Regions from separate parts of the Mus musculus genome. Here region 1 is linked to region 2. Evidence: chromatin contacts called from ENCODE Hi-C data. All regions are on one chromosome and are shown on one strand. Each heading gives the region's core, a stretch centred on a gene start or an enhancer-like site at or near the end of the contact. The rest is flanking DNA. Distances are from core to core; before and after follow the strand shown.

Evidence for each region. A loop is a pair of places that touch in the nucleus more often than their neighbours do.
Region 1: a loop to region 2 is called in a map of left cerebral cortex, with 21 times the contacts of the local background. The contact joins the promoter of Chst4 here to the promoter of Cmtm1 in region 2. A Hi-C loop is called at or near these places in 4 of 37 maps with a recorded cell type or tissue (Patski, heart, left cerebral cortex and 1 more).

What each region holds. Positions count from the first base shown.
Region 1 is chr8:110,036,203-110,043,545 of GRCm38, reverse strand. It overlaps Chst4 (carbohydrate sulfotransferase 4), which reads left to right and starts at 4,212. Exons shown (of 2, transcript NM_011998.4): 1 at 4,212-4,304.
Region 2 is chr8:104,305,106-104,311,496 of GRCm38, reverse strand. It overlaps Cmtm1 (CKLF-like MARVEL transmembrane domain containing 1), which reads left to right and starts at 1,352. Exons shown (of 4, transcript NM_181990.2): 1 at 1,352-2,017; 2 at 6,267-6,391. The coding sequence starts at 1,502.

The DNA.
Region 1 (7,343 bases), core at 2,963-5,462, 5.7 Mb before region 2:
ACACCTGCTACAACAAGGCCACACCTCCTAATCCTTCCCAAACAAGTCCACTTCCCAATGAATAAGCATTCAAATATACAAGACTATAGGAACCATTCTTATTCAAACCACAACAGATTATCTGTAATTGTTGTTGATATTCTTGTCCCTGAGAGCAGTAAAACAACATTTACACACACACACACATACACATACACACAAGACTTCAATGACAAACTGAAGTTCAATTCCATTAAAGTTCACTTTGCGGGAGCCAATACATTTTTTTGAACTTCCTTTCAGAGCCTATGTAAGGTGTTACTTACAGGTATATGGTGTTCCCCTCCCAAAAGTCTTATCCAGCAGCTATGAGACCTTCTTCATCACCACTTAGATGGAGCCCCCTCCATCTTCCTCAGGCTTTGTGTACTCTAGCTCCTCCCTGTGCTACTCTGAGAGTTGTCAGATACTAGGGAGTCATTGGGTACTCCAGTGAGACTCTTATGCCTTTATTGGTGGGGGTGGGGGAGAGTAGTCACCCACATTGCTGCTGGATGATCTTTTCCAAAGATACAGCTAAGCTCCCCCAGATCACAGTTGCTTGGCTCAGAGGACAGTTACTCATGACACCGTGATAAAATAAAATTTCATCCTGAGAATAAACCATAAAAGAAAATGAGGAGCTGGAGAGATGGCTCAGTGGTTAAGAGAACTGACTGCTCTTCCAGAGGTCCTGAGTTCAATTCCCAGCAACCACATGGTGGCTCACAACCATCTGTAATGGGATCTGATGCCCTCTTCTGGTGTGTCTGAAGATAGCTACAGTGTACTCGTATAAATTAAATAAGTTAATAATCCTTTAAAAAATAAAACAAAACATAGAAAGGTTTAATCTAAGTCTCAGAACATTTGTAGCAGGTAAGACTTAAGGATAACATATGCTCTGTGGTGAAAGAGTATGAAAAGTTCAGAGTTCAAGTCAATCATACTTACTGTCTGATAAACCAATGGGAGGCGCTCTTAAGACAATGATTTACTTGTTCACAGAGAAATTAGTTTAAAAGCAAACGTACGGATGATCAATATAATTGCTTGTTTTACTAACTTTAACTAACTTTAAAAAGCTTCAATCGCTTGGGAAAACTGAGTCATGAGAAAGTGTTTGGTTTTGTTGTCTGAAATAAATCTAAATGCTACACAGAAGTTAACGTTGCAGGATTGGTGAGGCCGCGCTTCCGGATGTTCAACAACCAAACTCTGATGCCCTCCCTCGTACCAAAGATAAGAGGATCATAAAAGACCGACAGTGCTGTAGTCCTTGTCATCCATGATCACCTGAGACCCCGGGCATGATGGGATGCCTCTATTAAGTCACCTGTTCACAAGATCAGAAGGCCATTTGGTCTCCAAAGAGACTGAAAGGTTGGTTACCAGTACACATCCTACGGCTCGAAGCGTCAATGGAGGACATTGTGCTTTCTAAGGAGGCTACATGGTCCACAGTGCCCTGACTCGTCCCTACAGATAACAACACTACTGGTAGAGAAAAATCAACCAAATTCATGGGTCTCCTCATATCTTCTTATGAGGAAACTAAGGAATCTCAGGTAGCATCAAAAATTTAATAATAATAATTTTGAAAAAGCCCACGGATACCTGCCTACCATTAATTAAAAAGAAAAAACAAAGACATCATCCAAAAAGCATTAACTGTAGCTCAAGCCTGTGGTCCTAGCACTTGGAAGGCTGAGGCAAGAGGGGTCATTGAACTCTAGGCTAGCCTTGGCTACACAGTGATTTCCAGGCCAGCTGGGCTAAAGAATGAGCCCCCCCCCCATCTTGAAGAAATAAGGTTTAGCTCACAGGGGTAAATGTTTATGATATAAGGTGAAGGAGATTCTGGAGTCACCCTCTGCCAGTGTGTATGCCAATCCTCTCGAGTCATAACCACAAAGAGCTCTAGTGTCCATGAGACAGCATCGACACAGTTACACAGGCAACATCACAGAGCAAGAAAACAAGGTATGAAACAGCTCGATGAGTCGTACAAGGATGCTTTGTGTCTGAATTGTTCTTTGGAACTCAAATTATCTTAAAGCAGAAACAAAGGGCTGAGATGATGTAGGGAAGGGCTTGCTTTGCAGGCCCAAGGGGCAGAGTTTGGTTCCCAGCTTCCACAAGCTGAGCACGGTGGCCAATGTCCTTAATTCTGGTGTTGGAGATGCAGAGACAGGGGGATTCCTGGGACTTATTGGCCAAAGTCATGAGTTCTGAACTCAGTGAGAGACCTTGTTTCAAAAAATAAATAAATGAAGGACAATAGAAGACCAGACACAAGTGGCCTACACATAAGTGCACCCACACACGCGCACATGCACACACACACACACACACACACAGAGACACAGAGACACAGGCAAAGACGGAGAGACAGAGACACAGAGAGAGAAAGAGAGGGAGAGAAGAATATACAAACCTCTGTGTGCCGGAGTGAGGCATGAACCTTGGCCGGCCAACTTCTACATGCATGGGAGGAAAGGTAAATGGCTTTCTACAGACAGTGGTGTGGCTGGGCAGTTGTCTTCCCTCCTTTACACATACTGCATCCTCCAGTTCTTTGACACTGAGCAAGGACCACTCCTACAGTGAGAACAAGAGTAGACCCCAGCTGCCCATCTCTAGTTCTTCAGTGTTCATATCCCAGCAGCCACTTGGAAGAAGAGAACTTTGTCTCCACCCTGCCAGAAGGAAACAGGAAGGGACCCAGCTGAAAGTAATACGGGGGGGGGGGGGGGCAAAGGGCCTCCTCAGGTTCTTGTCATCTATACAGTGATAAGGCCTCTGGGGACACAGCTGATGGGAATCTGGCAGACCTGGGTGTGACTCACTCCCACAGGGTCTGGCTGCTCTTTTGTGAAGCCTGGAAAATACCTCAGCAGCTGATTAAGAGGAGGTATGGTCATTATTAAATGATAGCTAACAATTTCGCCAGATTTATTTTATTTATAAGTGTGTGCATGTGCGTGTGTGTGCATGTACGTGTATGAGTGTGTATATGTGTGTGTGTGTGTGTGTGTGTGTGTGTGTGTGTGTGCACGTGAGTGCTAGTGCCTACAGAGGCTTCAGGTCCCCTGGAGCTGGAATTACCCCTGATGTGGGAGCAAGAACTGACCTAGGATCCCCTGCAAAAAACAGTATTGCTCCTAACCACAGAGCCATCTCTGTAGCCCCCGTAACTAACACCTTTAAACCCTTATTATTGCATAAAATTGGACAGGGGCTCTGTGCACACTAATCCCAATATTTATAATATGTAAGATAGGCACTGTCATGCCTATTTTATATTGATTTTCCAGTCAGACCTCACCCTTTGTACTCCATGGCAGTTTATGGTTTGTTTTTTTTTTTTTTCCCAGATGCATCCATTGGTTTAGTTGGATACATTGTATCCACTCTGGACAATCAGATAAAGTAGCCCAGAGTGGGTATATGTCTTGCCCAGGGGCGTACAATGATTAAGAAGTTGTAATTTTCTATAATTTGCTTTTTGTCATAAAAGGCAAATTCTTCCCCCTTTAATCAAACCAGACACCGGGAAATCTATACTCTCCTAGCCAAGAGCATGCGTGTTACCCTCTTACAAGGAGAGTGAAGATATTGGGCAATGACATAAGAGCTAAGAAATGTTACCTCCCTAGGGTGGGGTAAAGAAACAGGTGCGATGCCTGGAAAAATAATCTTTGTACAGCCTCCTTAGAGATAAGGGCAAAATACAGGAGGGAGAACAGCTTACAGGACCTTATGGGCTGAATAACGCTCTGGCAACACGCCTTCCAACCTCACCTCTGGAACCCCAGGGGTCTCTTCTCCTTCCATGATGCCCTAAAGGGATCCAATGCCCTTCTGGCTGCCTAAGAAGAGTAGACATTCCAGTATCATCTGCCATCCTCCTCGGCTTAGCCCACCTACAGGGAGGCTCCTCACCCTGACCCTTCACCCGACCCCTTACCCCTTACCCCTCAACCCTCAAGGGATTCCAGCTGCCCGTACCACAGCTTTCCTGGAGGCAGAGCCTTCTGGAGCCTGTCTTGCAAGGCGGGGGTGCTGTTTCAACATAAAGAAGAGGGCAAGCAGAAGGGTTAGGTATGCAAAATGCCAAGGAGGAGGAGTTCATGAGTCAGAGAGAGAACGGTGCTGAGCCTGGCAGGCAGTGAGCGAGCCTCTCAGTCATTGTGGGCCCTGAGGAAGCCTAAGGTAAGAAGAGAATTCCTTGGGGAGCAGCTATCACGAAGGGCATTATCCCAGCTACAGGATCAGTGTATCAGGTAACCCTGACATCTAAGCTGGGGATTTTGATGGCTGGAGGAAGAGGGCTAGGAAAAAGGAATGGTGTTGGGGAACACTCTGGTCACCAAGGGGATCTTCTAGAAAAGAAAAAAAAAAAAACAAAACCTCAAACTGCCTACCAGAAGCTGAACCCCACCAGCTCCACCCATAAAGGATGAGAAAGAGCCTCAAATGTGGGTAGGAATGTTGCAATGGAGCCCTAGTATATCTGACCATCCAGATTCTCTCCCGTTCTCCGCTGAATGGGGGATCGGAGCAGGGACCTGCAGGTTTTGTCCAGCTCAGGCAGAGTGGAGAGCATGGCCATTAATCAGATCAAATGGGTAGAGCTATTGCAACGAAACATCAATCAATCAAATGTCAGTTGTTCCTTTTGAAAAATAAGGAATCGGTTGCGGGGGGGGGGGGGGGCAGTGAGATGGTTCTGGGTAAGGGTGCTTGCCACCAAGCCTGAGGATCCGAGTTCCAGTCCCAAGACCCACTTGGTGGGAGAGAATCCGTTTCCACAGTTTTCCTCTGACCTCCGCACACATGGTAGGACATATATAGTACATATTAAAATGTAAATTTTAAGAATAGGGAAGTGGCCAACACTGTTTTGACAGTCTCATTGTGTCTAATTGGACACACAAAGGGCTCTGGAAGTCCAGAAGTGTACTGTAAGATGTGAAATATAATGGCCTTTATGGAGCAAGCATGTCAGCTGAGGTGGAGGGGACCTTTGCCTCAAACGGCCCTGGGTAATTCAATTTTGTTAGAGCCAGAATTTGATGCGTATAAAGTAAGTATGACATTGTGCCCATTCCCCTCAAGTCAACAAGGGCACCCCAAGTGTCAAGACTGTCCCCACAGATATTGGTTCACTCTGACATTCATAGACAGGTGTTTCCCTGAGCTGTGTGCCCAGCACTGTCCACGGGCTTGCAGGTGGGTACAGTCCCTCTATTAGTCTGACTTGTTGAGTTTGTTCATTGGAGTGTGGTAGCTAAAGGTGTAATCCTGGCACTTGGGAGGCAGAAAATGCTGTTTGGTTGAGTTCGGGGCCAGCTTGGGATGCAGTGTGAGTCACTGTCTTAAGCAAAGTTTGTTTTGTGGTTGTCTTTATCTGGTAACTTAATCCCAAGAGTTTCCCAGGTCTGTAGGCTATCTGTGGTGACGGCAGTGTCCCCAACCCACCTCCATTCCCTGTGTGTAGCGACTTCCTGCTGTCTCTACCTTCTGCTTGCTGGGACATTGTTTCCCTAAAGAATCTAAAGTGGAGTAGTGCGAGCCTTTAGAATGCTGGCCTCTTAGATTGATATGCAGGGTTTCTGTCTGTCTGTCTGTCTGTCTGTCTGTCTGTTTAGTTGACTTTGGTCAGGATTTCCCATTTTGCTTCCAAAAACATGTGTTCCTGATTGGTAGGAGAGGATCTGTAATCCAGGCCCCTGTAGTCAGTATGGAAGGAAGCCCCCAACCCTGGTGCCTCCGTGGTCCCTGCCCCTGACACAGGTCCCCCTCACCAACATCCTTCTGATGATGGTTCTTAAGACCTGAGTGCTTTCATGCCATTTCATTCCCAATACAATGCTAGGCATCTGTCACTGTGACCTTTAGTGCACACCTACGATCTCAGCGCTTAAGGAGTGGAGGAAGGAGGGCCAGAAGTTGAGGGTCATTTCCCAATATCTAATCAGTTTGGAGACCTTGTATCAAACAAAGCTCAAAGGTCTTTTTGCTTCCTAATAATGTGATTTTTCTCATTTCATCCAGCTAGCCATTGACTTCATTGATCCAGGAGGCTAAAGGTGTCCTAATGAGCTGTGGAAGTGTTGCCCTTGAGAGCCAGATAAGACATGGCTGCCTCTTCAGGAACTGCAGCTCACTGGGAAGTCTGCAGCTGCGCCCTGTGCAATTGGTGGCATCTCATGTACATTTGGGAGATAGGGGGATAGCTTTCTTTTGGGGAGAAAGAGGGCCTGTAAGTCCTCTCTTGAAGGAAGAATGGCAGTTCCCTAATGTCTCTCCAGGCTCCTCGGCAACAAGACAGGTCGGGAAGCCCAGAAGTTGAATCCGAGGCCTAGAAGCAGGGAAATAAAGGACAAGCAGGGCAGGTAGAGTGGGGCCCTGGGCACAAGGCCTGGGGATTTGAGTTTCAGCCTGTACAGGTTAATATGTTAATCTAAGAGATTTTAGACTAAGAGAGTAACAGGAGGTGCTTTAGAAAAAGGTGTGTGGGGTGGAGAGATGGCTCAGTGGTTAAGAGCACTGTCTGCTCTTCCAGAGATCCCGAGTTCAATTCCCAGCAACCACATGGTGGCTCACAACCATCTGTAATGGGATCTGATGCCCTCTTCTGGTGTGTCAGCAACGGGAACATTAAATAAATAAAAAAGAAAGAAAAGAAAAAAAAGAAAGAGGTATGTGGCCATGGGTGAGGGGAGGGGGCTGAGGGACAGGAGGGAAATGCCAAGGCCTGAAGCAGAGAGGAATTCCAGCGGCAGGCTGGACTTAGAGAGTTTTCTCCTCCCCAGTGAGCCTCCTTGAGCATCATGTAACCAGCACCCTCATGTCCGCCAGCTCAGGAGTGTTCTCTGCCTCCACTGTTGATTATTAAGATACATTTTGCCTGAGCTGTGCACTCGAATGCTTTCTACTGGGTTGGGCAGTCTTAGCATGTGCTGCTCAGAGCCTGGTGACCAGGGACTGCACAACTTCACAAAAGTTTGCTCTTTCTGGCCAGGGTTCATGCCAAAGAAAAATGGAGGCCTGGAGGCATCATGATAGAACAGCAGATATAAGGTGCCAGGTCGCTCCCCAACACCCACCCTAGCACTCTGAAAATAAAAAGGGAAGAAAACACAGAGAGAGCCTGGCTTGAGGCCAGGGGCAGCTGGCACATGAGGGAGGCACAGAGCCATCCTGCAGGACGGAGTTAGCCCAGGGCTGGGATAGAAGGAAAATCCTGCTCTCCTAGCACCAAGGGATGTTAGCTTTGGGCTGAAGGAGTTACAGGACCTGCCTATAAAATTCTAGTT
Region 2 (6,391 bases), core at 103-2,602:
CCTGTCTCGACTCCTCTGCCCTACACAAATGTGTGCCCAGCCTTTGAAAGCTCACTCTGGAGATTCCTGTCACTCCACTTCTACAAAAGTTGCATCTCAACTATGGTCCCCGGGACTTAATCTCCAGCTGCTGCCAGCACCAGCTCTTTCCCCAGATGAGTCTAGTGGTAGAAAAAGCAAAGAGCTGACTACTGGAGAGAGAAATGGGGGCTAGGGGAGGGGGTTGATAGCTAAATATGGTCAGTAGGGCTTTAAAGAACTCATGTGTGCACACATCCACATATGCACACAAGCATACAAGCCAGTGCAAATCAAGATGGAGAGGCAACTTGCACTCCACCTCAGGGGCAATGAGCTCTGCCCACTGCAGTTGTCTTGTCCTTTACTGTGGGTGGCTATGGGGAAAACCCCGCGTCCCTTCCCACTCTCGTGTTGGATGGTAGCACAGAGAGCAAGCTCCCTACCCGGGAAGGAAAGGAATCCATTGGGCAGATGACTGAGAATTTACTTGCCAGAAACTGACGACGGTGTCTCTGTTTGCACGTGTTTGGTTTCCTGACAGTAACATGTACTATTGCCGACTGTGCCCTTATGTGCCAGAAACTTCGGTTTCGTCCACGTCAACCTTATCAGAAAAGGTCTACTGATGACATAGATGACAGAGAATAATTTTGTACTCATTTTTACTAGTTATTAAACTAATCCTTTATATATCCCTATTATTTCTGCAGTTCTCATTTCAATGCCACTGTGAGTACCAGCTACTCTCATGTCAAGTCGACACAAGCTAGAGTCCTTTGGAAAACAGGAACCTCAGTAGGGAAAACATTCCCTATTGGCAGGCCTGTGATACATTTTCTTGATTGATGATTGATTTGGGAAGACCCAGCTGACTATGTAGGGGACAGCCCCTGGGCTAGTATTCCTGGGTACCATAAGAATGTAAGCTTGAAAGCCAGTAAGGAACATTTCTCCAAGATCTTTACATCAGCTCCTGCTTCCGGGTTCCTGCCTCCAATTCCTGCCCTGATTTCCCTGGACAATGAACTACAAGTTTTAACATGAAATAAACCTTTCCTCACCAAGTTGATCTTTGTCATTGCTCTTTTATCATAGAATCTTAGCCGATGTGTGAGCTCGGAAGATTTCTGGACCCTGCTGCACTCGACCAGCAGGCCTCACTGCATATGGCTTGGGGCTGGAATCTGGCCAGGTATACCCCCCAAATAACCCCAGAACCCCTTTTCTCTGGGTTGGCTGGCAGCAGCTCCTGTGCATGTGGTTGCTGGGTCTTGAGTTTTCAAGCTAGAGATGGCGCCTTTTTCCCACAACGAGGACAGCAGATTGCTAGGCTAGGCAGCAGCCATCAAAAAAACAGGTGCACGCGGGATAGACTGCCAGCAGCCGTTGAAGCCAGTTCCCCAGTGGGCCATCGCCCTGCGGCCACCCAGCCGACCAGAGGCACAGGGCCAGCCTGGCATAATCAGGCTTGGAACCCACCATGAATCCTGCATCCGCCAGGCGTGAGTCCGGCGGGGATGGGTCCAGGCGTGAGTCCAGACGCTTAACTTTACGACCTCGAGTGTTGGATGCTTCCTCACCTTCGGATTCACAGGCGTATGCTGCCTCTGCTCCACCTCACCAGGGACCTTCAGTACCCGGGACACCAGCCAGCCAGGGACCTTCAGTACCCGGGACACCAGCCAGCCAGGGACCTTCAGTACCCGGGACACCAGCCAGCCAGGGACCTTCAGTACCCGGGACACCAGCCAGCCAGGGACCTTCAGTACCCGGAACACCATCCCGCCAGCAATCTTTTATACGTGCCACACCAATCCGCCAGCAATCTTTTATACGTGCTATACCATCCAGGCAGCGACCTTCAGTACAAGCCATACCATCCAGCCAGCGACCTTTAGTACACGTCATACCATCCAGTCAGCGACCTTCAGTACGTGCCACACCATCCAGTCAGCGACCTTCAGTACGTGCCACACCATCCAGTCAGCGACCTTCAGTACGTGCCGTACCATTCAGCCAGCGACCCACTAGGTCCTTGCAGTCAGTGTACAGAGATCGCATTGCCGACAGATTACCAAAGAAATACACCCAACATGAGAAAGTGCCACCAACTCGACTGGTCCAAGGGTCTAAGAAAATTAAGATACCTGAAGTCGTCAAAGCACAGGCTGAGGACCAGGACAAGCGCTCAAAAAGATTCAGAGATAGCTTCTGGCATTTTTGCTGCTCAGCCAATGGGATGTTGAAGGTCTTGAGGATGGTGAGCAGGAGCTGACAGCTGATTGGCTGGGTGGAGGGAGGGTGGGTGGCCTCGGGAGTGGAGCACAAAGTTGCTGCTTGAGCAAAGTCTCCACAGTTCCCTCTGCCACAGTTTTCAGTCCTTTCTTGTCCCCAACATATGTAGCCCTGGCTGGCCTGGAGCTCACTATATAGACGAGACTATGAGACTAGCCTCGAACTCAGAGATCTCTGCCTGCATCTGCCTCCAGAGTGCTGGGACTAAATACTGATCCACCACGCCCAATATCACACACATCAATTCTCAGTACTAAAGGGTTTCCCTGCCCTCCTCTTCCTAGGGTTTCCCCTCACAAACGGAAGAATGGAGACACTAAGTAAATAACAGCGTCGTAAACTAGCAAGCACAACCAGTAAGAGCTGCCACCCAGAAGAGCTAGTCAAGCAATGCACAAGAGGCAAGAATCCAGAACAAAGGCAAGAGAGGCAGACATTCGAGTTAAAGTCAGAATGGAGGAGCGCTCCTAAGCATCCCTGACAGTGAAAGGGCCCGCGGATGGGGGCACAAACCTTCTGGGAAGGAAAGTTTCAGGATCCAAACTGAACCCAAAACAGAGACAGTCAAAGGGAACAACGTTTAAAACAGGAAAAGCAAGGGGCCCTAAGGTGGCTAAGTGTGGAAACCCTGCTAGGTCCACGCCCAGAGATCAGACTGCAATTCCCAGAACTCACCCCTGCCATTATCATCTGACCTCCACGTGCACCCTCTGCTGCAACCATCTCCTCCAACATAAACAAAGGAGCTTCAGTTCCTTATTTAACTCTAAAAAGATCCTATCTCTAGAGCTTTTCTTAAATAGTGAATCAGATCCAGGGTTGGTGTTAGGGTCTGGGCTTTCAAAGCATAAGATAGCATCCTGATGACGCTCGAACTTTTCCTTCTCTCTTTTTTATTTCATAGGAGCAAGCGTTTGGGGATGATTTGCCTTTCTAAAGAATGAATCAATCCACTTGCATTTGTCAGAGAAAACTCTACCAGTGAGCTAGGTCCCCATTCCCTTCTGAGTGATTTTTTCCCCCTCTTTTTTAAGACAGGGTTTCTCTGTGTAGCCCTGGCTGTCCTGGAACTCACTCTGTAGACCAGGCTGGCCTCAAACTCAGAAGATCTGCCTGCCTCTGCCTCCGTAGTGCTGGGATTAAAGGCATGCGCCACCACTGCCCGGCCTGAGTGATTTTCTTATAGTCAGTCAAACATTGATGTCAAAACTTGATCAGGTTTAGAAAAAGCAAACACAATAGAGATCTCACAGAACAAAAGCAAAGATTAATATACAGGCCTAAGATTAGCAAGTGCTCTGATCACAGGATGTATCCCAGAACGGGAAAAAAGGTTACCATATTTTCTTTTAAAAAATCGTCTTTATTTTTAAAACATATAACACAAAGAGGAAAACAAGAGTGCTTTCCTATTAGAGCCCCTAAATTAATCCACCATATTATGAGTAAAATCTTATGAGATTAAATCAAACTATGTTTGAGAACATGTGAAAAACATGAACGTTTGTTTCTGATTCCCAGAAAGGAGAAAGAGGGGGCAGAGAGAGCTGGAAAATAAGCAAAGAGCTTTCATTGCCGTTCTAACACTAAACAGCTGAGCCCAACTCAGCAAGGTCTTTAGCTAAGGCATCACAAGTGTTCTTCTTCCCATGATGTAGAGAGGGGATGTCTACCAGCGAGAGAGGACTTTTCCAGCATGACAGTCACTCCAGAACTCTTCATCATAATGGAGGAAAGGAAATGAGACTACCTGAAGGGAGGCCAGATGTATTTCTTTCCACTGGCACAGTCACAAATCTTGAATCCATTGGGAGATCATATACAACAAAGTAATGTAGCTGGGTGGCAAGCAAATTAATAAACTAAAAAGCTTTCCTATAGTCAACTCAAATGTAAGAAGCCAAGCCAATGACAGACAGCTTGATTGAATCCCAGCATTTGGGAGACAGAGGCAGACAGATCTTTGTGAGTTCAAAGCCACCCTGGGCTGCATGGTGAGCTCCAGGACAGGCAGGACATAGTGAGACTCTTTCTCTAAAGCAAAATAAAACAAGCAAAATACAAAGTAAGGAAATGATTATCTTCACGCAATGATCAATATTTAGAAAAGAAGTAAAAATAAGAACCAGTAAGAAGAAAACTTTAAAACCTTCCCTGGGGAGAAAACACACTAAAATAACAATTTAGTGTTATTGATTAAAAGTTGGATGAACTCCTAATGAAATGCCCACAGGTGTGATGTAGGAACACAACCAAGGTACACATGGGTGTCATAAGCAGTCTGAAGCAAAAAATGAGAACAGTGGCTCAAACAGGATCACTAGTGAGCCGCCCTACCATTTGCAAAGCACTATGGGAGCTGGAGAACTGGCTCAGCAATTAAACTGGGGTCAGGTTTCAGCATAGGTGGCTCACAATGCCCTTTATGTTTCCTTGCAGGAATCTCACAGCCTCCTCTGCCTCTGTGAATACATACACAACACAACACAACATAACACACACAAACACACACACACACACACACACACACACAGAGAGAGAGAGAGAGAGAGAGAGAGATCATTTTAAAAAGAACAGTACTTTAAAACTAAAAAACGCAATCAGAGAACAGCATGGAAAGAGATACAAATACATCTGAGAATTTAGTAGATGACAAAAATGGCATCTCCCAGAGACCGGCTGGGATAATGAGCTGTTTGGCCAGAAAGAAAACTGCGGTTCTACCTCACATCTCTTTACTTTTATATTTACCAGTACATACTTGCATCTCCTTCTAGAAATACAGTCTAGTAATAGTGATCTCTCCTCAGGAGACAGACTAGCTAGGAGTGCTGGCACTCACCTCTAATCCCAGCGCGGAGGAGGAGGCAAAGGCAGACAGATCTCTGATTGAGGTCAGCTTGTAAGAGTGAATTTCATGCCAGCCAGGGATGCATAAGGAGATCCTATAAAAACAGAAGAACTAGGTGTGGATAGAGAAGAAGAAAGAAGATTAAGAACTTCTTTGGCCAGTGATGGTGGTGGTGCCTGCCTTTAATCCCAGCACTTGGGAGGCAGAGGTAGAGGATATCTGTGAGTTCCAGGCCAGCCTGGTCTACAAAGGGAGTCTGAGGACAGCCAGGGCTATACAGAGAAACCCTTGAGAAAGCAACTCCTGTCCTGTGTTCAATCCTTATTATTTGCATATATCTTAACATTTACATATATTATTTAATTTAATGATTTAATTTTATTATTTAAGGCTGGGAATGTAGCTCAGTAGTAGATTGGCTCGCCTAGTATGAGGAAGGCCCTGTGCTTGATCCCTAGCACTGAAAAAATAATTATTTAATTAAAGGTCGAAAATTGCCAACTTGTCGGTAGTACAGGGTTTACTTGCACATGCCAGGCTCTGAGCTCAATCCTCAGTACCACAAAATAAGTAATTAACTTAAAACAATATTGAAACCAAACCACTCGTGGGAAACAGTACAGATGAGCATTGGGAAGATGGCTCTGAAGACAAGTGCTTGGTGCAAGGCCTGACCCATGAGTCCAGACCCTCAGAAGCCACCCAGAAGCAGGATGAGGTGGGATGCAGTGTGTAGTCCCAGCTTTCCTGCATTAAGGTGGGAAGCAGAGACAGGAGAGGAGCCTTGAGGTGTGTGGGCCAGCTTGCCCAGAGTAGGTGGCAGGCATGGCAGGAACAGCAAGAGGCCCTGTGCCAAAGAAGGTGGCAAGTGATGCCCGACACTGAGGTTGGCCTCTGATATTACATGCATCCCCATAGCCTCACACATAAACATGAACACAGGACCGTACCCGTGCACACGCACATGTATGCACAAACAGACATTTTAAATAAGAGACTATTGCAGTATCATAAAATTAAATGTAACAAATGCTGCCCGTGAATATGTGCTCCTGGCAAGCAGCTACCCGCATTGAACGAACCTGTTCTCTCCCGACAGTGTATTACGGCAACCTCAGTGTTTTGTTTCGTCATTGGTGGTGCCCAGGAGCTGTTTGTAGTCATCATGATTCAGGAAACCTGCATCGTCCTATTTTTCATCATCATCTATTTGGTAACCCTTCA